Linked DNA regions of Homo sapiens: region 2 is linked to region 1. Evidence: chromatin loops called from intact Hi-C (ENCODE). Cell type or tissue: GM12878. All regions are shown on one strand. Each heading gives the region's core, and the rest is flanking DNA. Links, peaks and the distances in the headings are about the cores only.

Evidence for each region. Hi-C counts contacts between places; a loop is a spot of excess contacts. Peaks named below come from ENCODE experiments on the same cell type or tissue, not always from the same donor. Only the 100,000 strongest peaks of a DNase experiment are listed, where the experiment ranks them.
Region 2: it touches region 1 in a loop (4-fold over the local background); 1 of 110 quality-filtered maps calls a loop at or near these places.

Annotation. Positions count from the first base shown.
Region 1 is chr3:98,229,711-98,237,606 of GRCh38, reverse strand. It overlaps LOC101929320 (a long non-coding RNA gene), which reads left to right and starts at 234. Exons shown (of 3, transcript XR_924257.1): 1 at 234-330; 2 at 569-733; 3 at 1,759-2,082. RefSeq lists enhancers at 3,679-3,798, 3,859-3,918. In GM12878, for the core only: no CTCF peak of the experiment used is centred there; DNase peaks (open chromatin) are centred at 3,996 and 4,969.
Region 2 is chr3:98,554,174-98,558,173 of GRCh38, reverse strand. No RefSeq gene overlaps it. Among named protein-coding and RNA genes, the nearest start is that of GPR15, 24 kb to the right of the region's middle. RefSeq lists enhancers at 1,611-1,690, 1,821-2,140, 1,192-2,391. In GM12878, for the core only: no CTCF peak of the experiment used is centred there; DNase peaks (open chromatin) are centred at 595, 1,753 and 2,211; H3K4me3 peaks cover 3,618 bases; H3K27ac peaks cover 4,000 bases.

The sequences.
Region 1 (7,896 bases), core at 2,260-6,259:
TTGTGAGGTTTTAATGTAGGAATTGATTATTTCAAGAATGAGCTCTAGGAATTTGTATTTCAAAAATACCCTCAAGGTGATTGATATGCATGTGTAGTGTCTAGTCCCTGTGTGATATGATATTGGAAGAGATGGTAAGACAAATGAATAGATTCAAAAGAATTCAGAATGTAGAGTCTCTAGTTACTGTGACATATTTGGTATGGAATACATCATCAGTGAAAGAGAGAGAAGTCAGTTGGTGACCAGGTAGATGGACATTAAACATTGGGGATGAAAACTCGAATTGCTGACAAGTTTTTGGTGTGAGCATCACATCTCAACAACTAGGTGAGATTCAATCAGTAATATGGGCCTATTCGAACTTAATGGAAATAATTACTTGGAATCATTGTAGTATTTGAAAGCATCATTAGGAATGATGTACAAAGTGACTATACGTTCTTTACAAGATGGCCAAGATCTAATCCTCTTTTTTGACACCCATGTCTTGGGGGCTCAGAGGTTACCTACTGCTATAGAAGCCAAAAAAAACAGAAACTCATTTTCCCATTCTTCTTGCCTCTAGAGTGAAGAAATAATTATCTAGGATGGCAATGAAACACACTGATCCTACATTTATAATATGGATAAAAGAAGAAAAAAAAGACAGGATCAAAAGTGGATTTTAGTTGTAAACTCAGCCATGGCAGCAATACAATGAATCCACTGAATGCATCCTTCATTTGACAGTGTGAGTTGTCAGATTATATCCAGAAGTGGGGATAAGGATACAAGAGTTAATTTTTAAGTGACTGACCTTAAGAGTTGTAGTCTAAGAATGTGATTAATTAGAAAGAATGAGTATTTCTATCAGAATAATCTGAATAATTCTTAGAATCATTATAATCAAAACCAGTTTCAATTGTTTAATGTCCTAGTTTGCCACAAGTTGTCAAATAAAGTCATAATAAGCTTAACAACAAAATAAAATATCATTAAAGGAAGAATGTTGTCTTATAACTATTTATTCTATCCATATCATAGTCATGAAACTAAAATATAGAGATAAGCCAGTAATAGTTATCTAATTTCAACCTGGCTATTTTGACAGTTTGTATACCCAATCTAAAATTATGGTAAGTTAAATAGCATTTTCAACATTTCTACAAAGTGTAATGAAAATTATAGATATTTTTTCTTACCCATATTTTGAAAGAAATTTAAGAGAGCCTCTAAAACCATTAGGCTTTCTAAAACAGAAAAAATACAATTGCATGGGAATGCCGATAACACAGGTAGCAATTCGTTGCCTATTCATTCTTTTTGGAGGCTTCTTTCCCCAAACTCAGGAAACTGCTGTTTATATAAATTTGGATTAAACAGAAGAGTCATTCAATTGTACAACTCTGTACATTTGCCAGAAGACGATTGAATGGAAAACTGAAATTCTCATAAGAGTACCAAGGGATTCTCTGGGGAACAAACTGAAGCTGTTCTTGTATGTATTGCGGATTTGGACATATATGAGAAGTCCAGATTGTCCCCAATGGCATTTAACTTCTGGAATCATAAACACTATTTCATGTAAACACTTCTAGTTTTAACAAATGAAATAATATTTTATATACCATTTACCACCACAGATGACACTTCTGTCATGTTTGTGTAAACTTTAGTTAAATGTGAAATTTACTCTTAGTGCTTTGATTAGTATAAGCTTGTCTAAGGTAATTAAAACATAGTTTTAATAAGGCCACATTTTCTGATTCCCTTTAGGAGACAAACCCAAATACAGTTGTCTTTCCCATGAAAACTGCAGCTCAAATTTTAGACATACACCTAGTTCTCCCATTTTATGCTAAAATCTGATGAGAAATCTTGTTAGACAGAGGTGAATGGATGAGCCAATGAAAAATAAAGACAAGGACTGCAGTGGGAGGTGCCCAAGAATTTTTCTGACATAAAAAGAGACACACAGACCAATGGAACAGAATAAAGAACCAGAAGCAAATCCACGCATCTACAGTGAAGTCATTTTTAACAAAGCTTCCAAGAACATACATTGGGGAAAGACAGTCTAATCAATAAATGGTGCTGAGAAAACTAGATATCCATATGCAAAAGAATAAAACTAGACCCCTATCTCTCACCATATCCAAAAATAAAATCAAAATGAATAAAAAGCTTCAATCTAATACCTCAAACTATGAAACTTCTATAGGAAAACACTGAGGGAAGTCTCCAGGACTTCTGGGCAAAGATTTCTTGAGCAATACCCTACAAGAATAGACAATCAAAGAAGACATGGACAAATGGGATTACATCAAGTTAAAAAGCTTCTGCACAAAAAAGGATACAATCAACAAAATGAAGAGACAACCCACAGAATGGGAGAAAATAGTTGTAAACTACTCACCTGAGAATGGATTAATAACCAGAATATATAAGGAACTCAAACCACTTTATAGGAAATAATCTAATAATCTGATCAAATTAAGGGTAAAAGATTTGAATAGACATTTCTCAAAAGAAGACATACAAATGGTAAGCAGGCATATGAAAAGGTGGTCAACATCCCCAATCATCACAGAAATGCAAATCAAAATGGCCTGGCATTTAGTGCCTGTGGTTTTTCCAGGCACACAGTGCAAGCTGTCAGTGGATCTACCATTCTGGCATCTGGAGGACAGTGGCCCTCTTCTCACAGTTCCACTAGGCAGTGCCCCAGTGGGGACTCTGTGTGAGGGCTCCAACCTCACATTTCCCCTTCGCACAGCCCTAGTAGAGGTTCTCCATGAGGGCTCTGCCCCTACAGCAGACTTCTTCCTGAACATCCAGGTGTTTCCATGCATCCTCTGAAATCTAGGCAGAGGTTCCCAAATTCTTTCCTTCTGCACACCCACAGGCCACAGGGAAGCCATCAAGGCTTGGGGCTTGTACCCTCTGAAGCAACGACTCAAGCTATACCTTGACCCATTTTAGCTACAACTGGAGCTGGAGTAGATAGGATGCAGGGTGCCATGTCCCAAGGCTGCAAAGAACAGCGGGGCCCTGGGCCCAGCCCATGAAACCATTTTTCCCTCCTAGGCTTCTTGGCCTGTGATGGGAGGAGCTGCCATGAAGATCACAGAAATGCCCTGCTGACATTTTCTGTACTGTCTTGGCTATTAATATTTGGATCCTTGTTACTCATGCAAATTTCTGCAGCAGGTTTAAATTTCTCCCCAGAAAATGGGTTTTTCTTTTCTGCCACATGGCCAGGCTACACATTTTCCAAACTTTTATGCTCTGCTTCCCTTTTAAAGATAAGTTCCAGTTTCAGAAAATCTCTTTGTTCACACATATAATCATACACTTTTAGAAACAGTCAGGTAACAAAACATCTTTAATGCTTTGTTGCTTAGAAATTTCTTCTCCCAGATACCCTAAATCATCTCTCTCAAGTTCAAAGTTCCACAGATCTCTAGGACAAGGGAAAAATGCCACCACTCACTTTGCTAAAGCATAGCACGAGAGACCTTTACTCCAGTTCCTAATAAGTTTCTCATCTCCATCTGACTATCTCAGCCTGGATTTCATTGTCCAAATCACTATCAGCATTTTGGTCAAAACCATTCAACAAGTCTCTAGGAAGTACCAAACTTTCCTTCATCTTACTGTCTTCTTCTGAGTCCTCCAAAGTGTTCCAACCTCTGCCTGTTACCCAGCTCCAAAGTTGCTTCCTCATTTTCAGGTATCTCTATAGCAGTGCCCCACTCTTTTGGTACTAATTTTCTGTATTAGTTCATTCTTACACTGCTATAAAAAGCTACCTGAGACTGGGTACTTTATGAAGAAAAGAGATTTAATTGACTCACAGTTCCATAGGCTGCACAGGAAGCATGGCTAGGAGGCCCCAGGAAACTTACAATCATGGCAGAAAGTGAACGGGAAGCAAGCACGTCTTACCATGGCAGAGAAGGAGGGAGAGTGAGCAGAGAGAGAGTGAGCAAAGAGAGAAGTGCCACACACTTTGAAACCGCTAGGTCTCGTGAGACCTCACTCACTATCACAAGAACACTAAGGGGGAAATCCGCTCCCATGCAATCACCTCCCATCAGGTCCCTTCCCTGACACATGAAGATTACAATTTGATATCAGATTTGGGGGAGAACACAGAAACACAGAGCCAAACCATATCAATAAACAACACAGAAGTCACTGAAAACTCTTCAGAAGGGTGCACTAAGCAGTATAATATGCATACATAGTTACTGACATTACACAAAATTAAATTATATTCCCGTCTACTTGTGTAACATAATGCTGGAAATAATGAGGAGGATGAAGAAAGATTTAAGGCATTCGGAATGTAGCATCACTAGGATATTGTAAGGCATTCAGAATGTAGCATCACTAGGATGCAAATATTTAGCCCCATATTTGATGGGAAAGTAGTATTCACTGAAGGAAAAAGGAGTCACTTTGTGAGTAGTTATCCAAAATAGAGACTAAGAATTCAGATGCATTGACATGTGTGTAGCGTGAACATGCCTTGAACATCGAGATGAGCTGGTTAGTATTAGTAATATAATATTACTAGAGCAATAGAAATAAAAAAATAATTTGGGTGTCATTAGAGTAGATGAGGGCATAGTTATGAATTATTTATCTATTAGAGAGTATACTGAGAAAAGAGAAGTATAGCAAGAAAAAAAAATGATGGTATAATGACCTAATTTTCTTTGGATATAGTAATAGGATTGCTAGTAATAGTATCGCTGGGTCAAATGGTAGCTCTGTTTCAAGTTCTTTGAAAAATTTACAGACTGCTTTCCACAGTGGCTAAAGTAATTTATGTTCCCACCAACAGTATATATGTGTTCCCTTTTTCTGCAGCCTCTCCAACATCTGTCTTTTTTTTTTTTTTTTTTTTTTTTTTGACTGGTGTGAGATGGTATCTCATTGTGGTTTTGATTTGCATTTTCTCTGATGAGTAGCGATAATGACCATTTTTTCATATGTTTTTTGACCACTTGTATGTCTTCTTTTAAGAAGTGTCTGTCATATTTGCTCATTTCTTAATGGGGGTATTTATTTATTTATTCTCATTGATTTAAGTTCCTTATAGATTGTAGATATTAGACCTTTGTTGGATACACAGTTTGCAAATATTTTCTCCCTTTATGTAGGTTGTTTTTATTCTCTATTGATAGTTTCTTTTGCTGTGCAAAAGTTCTTTAATTAGGTCCCACTTGTCAATTTTTGTTTTCGTTGCAATTGATTTTGTGGACTTAACCAAAAGTGCTTTACCAAGGCCAACATTAAGAGGGGTATTTCCTAGGGTTTCTTCTAGGATATTTATAGTATGAGGTCTTACGTTTAAAAACTTAATCCACCTTGAGTAAGTTTTTGTATATGTTGAAAGGTAAGGGTTCAGTTTTGTTCTTCTGCTTCAGGCTAGCCAGTTATCCTATCACCATTTATTGACTACAGAATCTTTTAACCACTGCATGTTTACCTTGAACTTGAAGGTCAGATGGTTGTAAGTGTGTGACTATCTTTCTGAGTTTTCTACTCTTTTCCATTGGTCTATGTGTCTGGTTTTGTACAAGTACTATGCTGGCTTAAAGGAAATCAGTGCGTGTAGAAATTAAGCAATTTTTAATGGCTTTAGTGAGAGCAATTTTCCTTAAGTAATAGAATAAACATCATCAAATAAGAAGTGAATGGGAAACAAGTAGCACAATAGTGTGGGAATGAGATAGAGTACTCAAAGGTATGTGAACACTTAGCATTAGTCTGCTGCTCATAGACTAATGTAATATTTTTTCTCCTGTAGAGTATTGAAAAGTTCTCAAGAGAAAAGATAGATTGAGATGAGAGAAGAGGAAGATGTTGAAAGGAGAAAAGGGACAGGAAAAGCAGAAACGGAGATTTGTGTGGGTCAAATAAAACAGGAAGGAGGAAGGAAAGATAGGTAGAGAATCATGAAGTCATAGATGGGTAAGCGCAAAAAAGACAAGCCACAAAATAAAAAGAGAGGAAGTATCAGAGATTCATTAAGGCAAAATAGAGGCAAAGACTCAGAAGTTTCGTTTGGATGTGTGCATTGACCCTAGTGTTCATCAATACCAGCTTGAGCTCTGAGTCTTTTGTAAAAAATTAAAAGTTTATTTTTCCTGTGGAATTTGTGTATGATAGTCTTGGACTTGAAATTTTACTCACAAATTTCCCACTGTTCATGAAAATATTGAAACTGAAAGTTTAGTTCATATTTAAATTTTGATCTTCCTTTTTGTTAAAGTAATTAAAACTAAATTTCTCAAGAAACTTTGCTGGTTTTGAGAGCACTTTATTCTCCACCAGCTTTTTGTTTTTGTTTTTGTTTTTTTTGCAGAAAGAAATCAGCCAAAGACTGAATCCTGATACAGAAAATATAAAGAACAAATGGCAGCAATTCCAATTTTAAGTAAATTTTTATATGGAAAACATTTTCTTCCATGCAATCCCAAATCACAAAATAATGAAAAATTCTCAAAAGTTTTTACTGGAATACTTTTAAATTTGTAAGTGCTGAATAAGTTAGGGAAAGTATGTTTTCTGATATGTATATATATATATGTATTACTATTCATATATAAAATGCTGAATAAAAATATATGTATCTCTACATACTGCTGTATATATGTATCTATATAAAAGATATTTAAATTATTGCCAGAAGTTATAGAGAAGTTAATGTTTAATTGGCAGATCTTAAAATTTTAATCAGAATGTGTGATTACACAGAATATACATTTATATCAGAATCATCAGAAAGCTTTTTTATATAAGAACCATAATGAAAGGAAAGTTTAAACTGAGTTTTAAACCATATCACATTCTACTTAGGCCAGGGATGGTGGCTCACACCTGTAATCCCAGCACTCTGGGAGGCCAAGGCGTGTGGATCACCTGAGGTCAGAAGTTCAAGACCAGCCTGGCCATGGTGAAACCCCATCTCTACTAAAAATACAAAAAATTAGCCAGGAGTGGTGGTGTGCACCTGTAATCCCAGCTACTCAGGAGGCTGAGGCAGGAGAATCGCTTGAACCTGGGAGGTGGAGGTTGCAGTGAGCCAAGATTGCACCATTGCACTCCAGCCTAGACAACAAGAGTGAAACTCCGACTAAAAAAAAAAATTCTACTTAACCAGAACTTATCATACAAAGTGATTATAGTTGGGATAACAAGCTAATAAGTCATCATTATAAAAACTCATTTATCGAGAATTTTGCTTATCTAGATTTTAGTCATGATAATAAAACATGAAGATTATTTACTCTTTTTTAATTTGTCCATAATTTTAGCATGCTGTATATTAAATCTAAAATTATTATGAATTACATTGCATTTTAAACTTTAAGAAGAATAACAGATATTATAAAATAATATCTCTTTTACCAATATCATAGGAAATTATGGAGATCCTTTGAAAGAGTTTGGCTTTCTAAAGTAGAGAAAAATATATAATAGTACAGAACTGATAATAACACAGGTAGCAATTCTTTGTACACTGATTCATTTTGGAGGCTTCATTTCCAATCTCAGAAAAATGTTTATATAAACTTGGCTCTATGTGGGTTCAACACAAGGGTTCATCAATTGTATATCTCCACTGTGCCGGGACAGGAAGGTGTAGAGAACTGGAGCATCCCTAAGAGCACCTTAGGATTCCCTGTAGGAGAAAGTGAAGATCTGCAACTGGGCATTGTGGATTTAGATGTGTATAAGAAATGCAGATCATCCTACAGTGTACTATGGACTTCAGAATCATAAACATTAAGTCACTATAAGCCAATTCTTGCTATTAACAATTGAAATTACACTTTATTCCACCATTATCCACAACACATGACACTTCTGACATCTTATGCAAACTTCAGTTTATAA
Region 2 (4,000 bases), core at 1-4,000, 320 kb before region 1:
AACTTAAAATAAAATAAAATTAAATTTAAAAAAATGTTTGCAAACCACTGAGCTGAGTCTTTATCAAGACGGGAGGATGGGTGGGGAAGAGAAAGATGTGTCTCTAATTCACTTACAAAGTTGCAGTTTCTCCTTAGATCTTCAATTCTCCCACCCACATAATCCCACATATTTTAAGTACTAAATGCCCTCATCTTCTGTATTTCTGTTTGTTCAAATTTTCTTTTTTTTTCCTACCGTTAAAAACTCATCTCAGAGTAAAAAAATGAGTGGTTGTGGGGAGTAGGGGGGATTAATAGGTGGCACACAAAGGATTTTTAGGGCAGTGAAACTACTCTGTATGATACTGTAATGGTGGATGTATGTCATTACGCATTTGTCCCAATCCATAGAATATACAACACCAGGAGTGAGCCCTAATGTAAACTAACAACTTTGGGTTATTACAATGTGTCACAAAAAAACCTCATCTCATATCCTTTGTCATATTAAGGTGCAAATAACTGATGAAAAATTCAAGTGCTACAAGGAAGCTGTGTAGCTGACAGGCTAAAGCTCCAGTTCAGCTTGCAAGTGGGTGTGAGAGTCTACGGCAGCTCACAACCTTCCCATGAATCATAAGAGGATGGGAGTGGAGATGAGAGGTGAGAGGCAAAACTGAAAGAGGAGAGGATTTGATTTGAAGGCACAAGATTTGGGTTCTGGTGGTGGCTCTATCACTTCCTGGATGAGTGATCTTGAGAATTCCCTGAAACTCGTTTTTCTCACCTGAGTAACAAGCTTAAGAATAGCACATTCTATCTGTGCTTTAATGAGGATAAATTGAGATAATATATGAGGACATGCTTCACTAATTGTAGTTATACAAAAATGCTGGTTATTGGTCACAAAAAAGGCAGATGTGCTTTTGAAACATTCAGACTACGGTTTGACAATGGGGCCAGTCTGCCTGTATTCCATCATTTTTACTCTCCTTTTCTATTAACTCCATGTGTCCACTTTCTCATCCTAAAATTGGAATAAAAATATTTACTCTCCTGGTTGCTTAAAGGATTGAAATAGAAATGCATGTAAAGTAGAAAAGTATCTGTCTCTCCCCGTCTCTACTCCAGTAAGTGATCAACCAAAGTTGTTGCAATTTCCTTCCAAAATCCACAGGCAATGACATTAATCTGTGTTATGCTCAATCAAAAGGCATGCCCCAGTGACCCAGAAAAGAAGAAACCTGTGACATTCCCATTATTTCCCACAGGGCACTGATCACTTTCTACTTCTCCTAGCTCACCGTGTCCATCACTCATTCCTCAACCCTTTGGGTGGGAATGAGGCATTTGCCCCTACCAGTCTATTAAAATTGCACCTAAATTTACCTTAGAGGAAGTAAATTATAAAGAGCTCTTTGGACTGTTAAAAGTGAAGTGATGTATTTAGAAAGCGAGAGAATTTAAAAATACAGAACCATGATCAATTCTGTTTTAACTTGCAGTATATAGTTGAGAGCATGGTGTACAGGTGGGAACTGGAAAAACTGATTATTTGTTACAGTTGTTATATTTCTGAAAAAGGTGTTTATTCTTGTTTTCTTCACATCTGTTTCCAGTTGCCACTTGTCTTCTTGGGTGGAAATAACTTCTTTTCTATGAACTGGCAGAGTTTCTCTGGGTGTGGGGAGGTTCTGAACTTTGCGTGAGAGTGCTCTCCTTAGTTCAGTAATGAGATCAGTCACCAAGTCACCCCTTTGCTCTCTGGTGATGGCTGCCACCTCTTGCTTTCATGAGAAATGATAAAGCAAATGAGTCAGTGCCTAGGACCCTTCAAGAATGGCACGCGATGCTCAGCTAACCTCAAACCTTAGCTCTAGCTAAGGAGGTTTCAAAAAAAAGCCTTTGAGAAACTCTCCTTCCAGAAATACAGGCATGCATCTGGCTTCCTTCTCTTTTTCTCTATTGGCCTTTTATTTGGCGTTCTGGATTTCATTTAACTTTTTAAAAACACTGAAGTATGATTTTTAGTTTGAATAAAAAAGCAGTGATGTAGTAACCTGTGATCTTCCCCTTTAAGGTAAGATTCTGCAAAATTTTATGAAAAGACAATGTAGTTTTGCATAGTAGATGAGGGCAGAAATGTTTACTTTCCTAATTACCAGTTACCTCCTGGTCAACAAGTACAATCTGAGATCTTTTTGCTTACGTAGCGCTGTCAATTTCCTTTTTTCACCTGAGATAATCTTTTGTTTCGATAACTGTTTTCATAACCCATGCCGTGTTTTTTCCTCTGTTGTTTTTCTTTTTCTTTTTCTTTCTTTTTTTTTTTTTCAGACGGAGTTTCGCTTTTGTTGCCCAGGCTGGAGTGCAATGGCGCCATCTCGGCTCACCGCAACCTCCGCCTCCTGGGTTCAAGCGATTCCCCTGCCTCAGCCTCCCGAGTAGCTGGGGTTACAGGCATGTGCCGCCATGCCCTGCTAATTTTGTATTTTTAGTAGAGACGGGGTTTCTCCATGTTTGTCAGGCTGATCTCAAACTCTCGACCTTAGGTGATCCGCCCGCTTCAGCCTCCCAAAGTGCTGGGATTACAGGCGTGAGTCACCACGCCTGGCCCCGTTTTTCTATTTTTTAAACTACAGTAATTCTCTTTGATTTAAATATTTGTAAAGATATGTACAATAAAACTATTCTTAAATCATAGGGGAAAACAAAATATGGAGCAATAGAGCAATTCTAAATGAAATGCAAGCCTAAACTACTTTTTTAACAAGCTTTGTAAATAATCACTTGTTTGCAAAGGAGGTGGTGATTCATGTGAGAGGAGTAGAAAGAAAGATTTTGGTCCCTTTGAAATTTTATTATTGTTCTTCTAAGTACATCGTCTAGAAAGAAAGCAAACCAATAGCGTTTTGGAATTGTTTAGTCACTAATTGTATTCCATGAGCATTCTTTCTGGTTCACTGGAATTCAGTGTATAAGTCTGGGGACAAAGTGAAGCTCTGAAGTTATGAGCTTTGGACAGCAGGATGGCGAATTAAGGTGGTGGAAAAGGAAACTTTGATGTTGGAGAAACTGGTGTAGCTCAGAACGTAGAACAGAAAAAGCCAACTATTTGGCCAAAGTATCCATCTTTTAAAGAGATACAGTTTTAATCAAGTGAACAGGTAGGACTTCAGTCTGGGTGTTTATTTTTGTCTATTTATACAAATTCTTTATCACTCAGATCAAAGAGTTTGCATTAGGTAGTATTATGTTTCTATATTTTCTTAAATCAATATACACAATGAATTGTTATTAGATCATAAGAAATGCCAAACTGGATCAGATTTACAATTCATCCACCCAAATCCTACCTGTTTTAGACCAATCCAGGGATATTATGTATGGCGACCTGGTGGTTACTCTCCAGACAATTTTTAAAGTCTAGGATGAGCCTATATACAATGCCTAAAACAGTATCTGGCAAGTGTTTGGCTTGGTAATGGTTGATGTTTGTTGAACAAATGAGTGAAAGATAAAAATCTACCATCATGCAATTATCTACATTCTCCTGAAGCTAATCTTTTGTGTTATGTATCGTGTATGACAAGTCTTTTGTTCTAAGTGTATTACATTGTCTTTTTTCCCTTTTTTCTTTCCTTTCGTTAAAGTGTATTTACATTGTCTTAAAAATTACTTATCTTAAGCATCAAGAGAGTTCTTTTCCAACTTTAGTGTTACAGAATTTGATTTGATTAGTCTTAAAGCATTAGACAAGGAGGGAATGATGTACCCCCTCATTTGATGTGCTCCCCACCCCAGTTGAACCCCAGTCTTACTTGGAAGTGGAAGGATTCTGGCTCAGGTTGTAAACAGTAAACCATAAGAAGACAAACTGTTTTGCAGAGTATTTTTAGTAAGTAGCCTGGCCTACCTAAAGGATAAATGTTAATTAGTTATGATTTCTACTTAACATATGGAATGTTACAAGATTAACAGGAGCAGATAAGAAAGAGAAGCATAATTGATTAGTAATG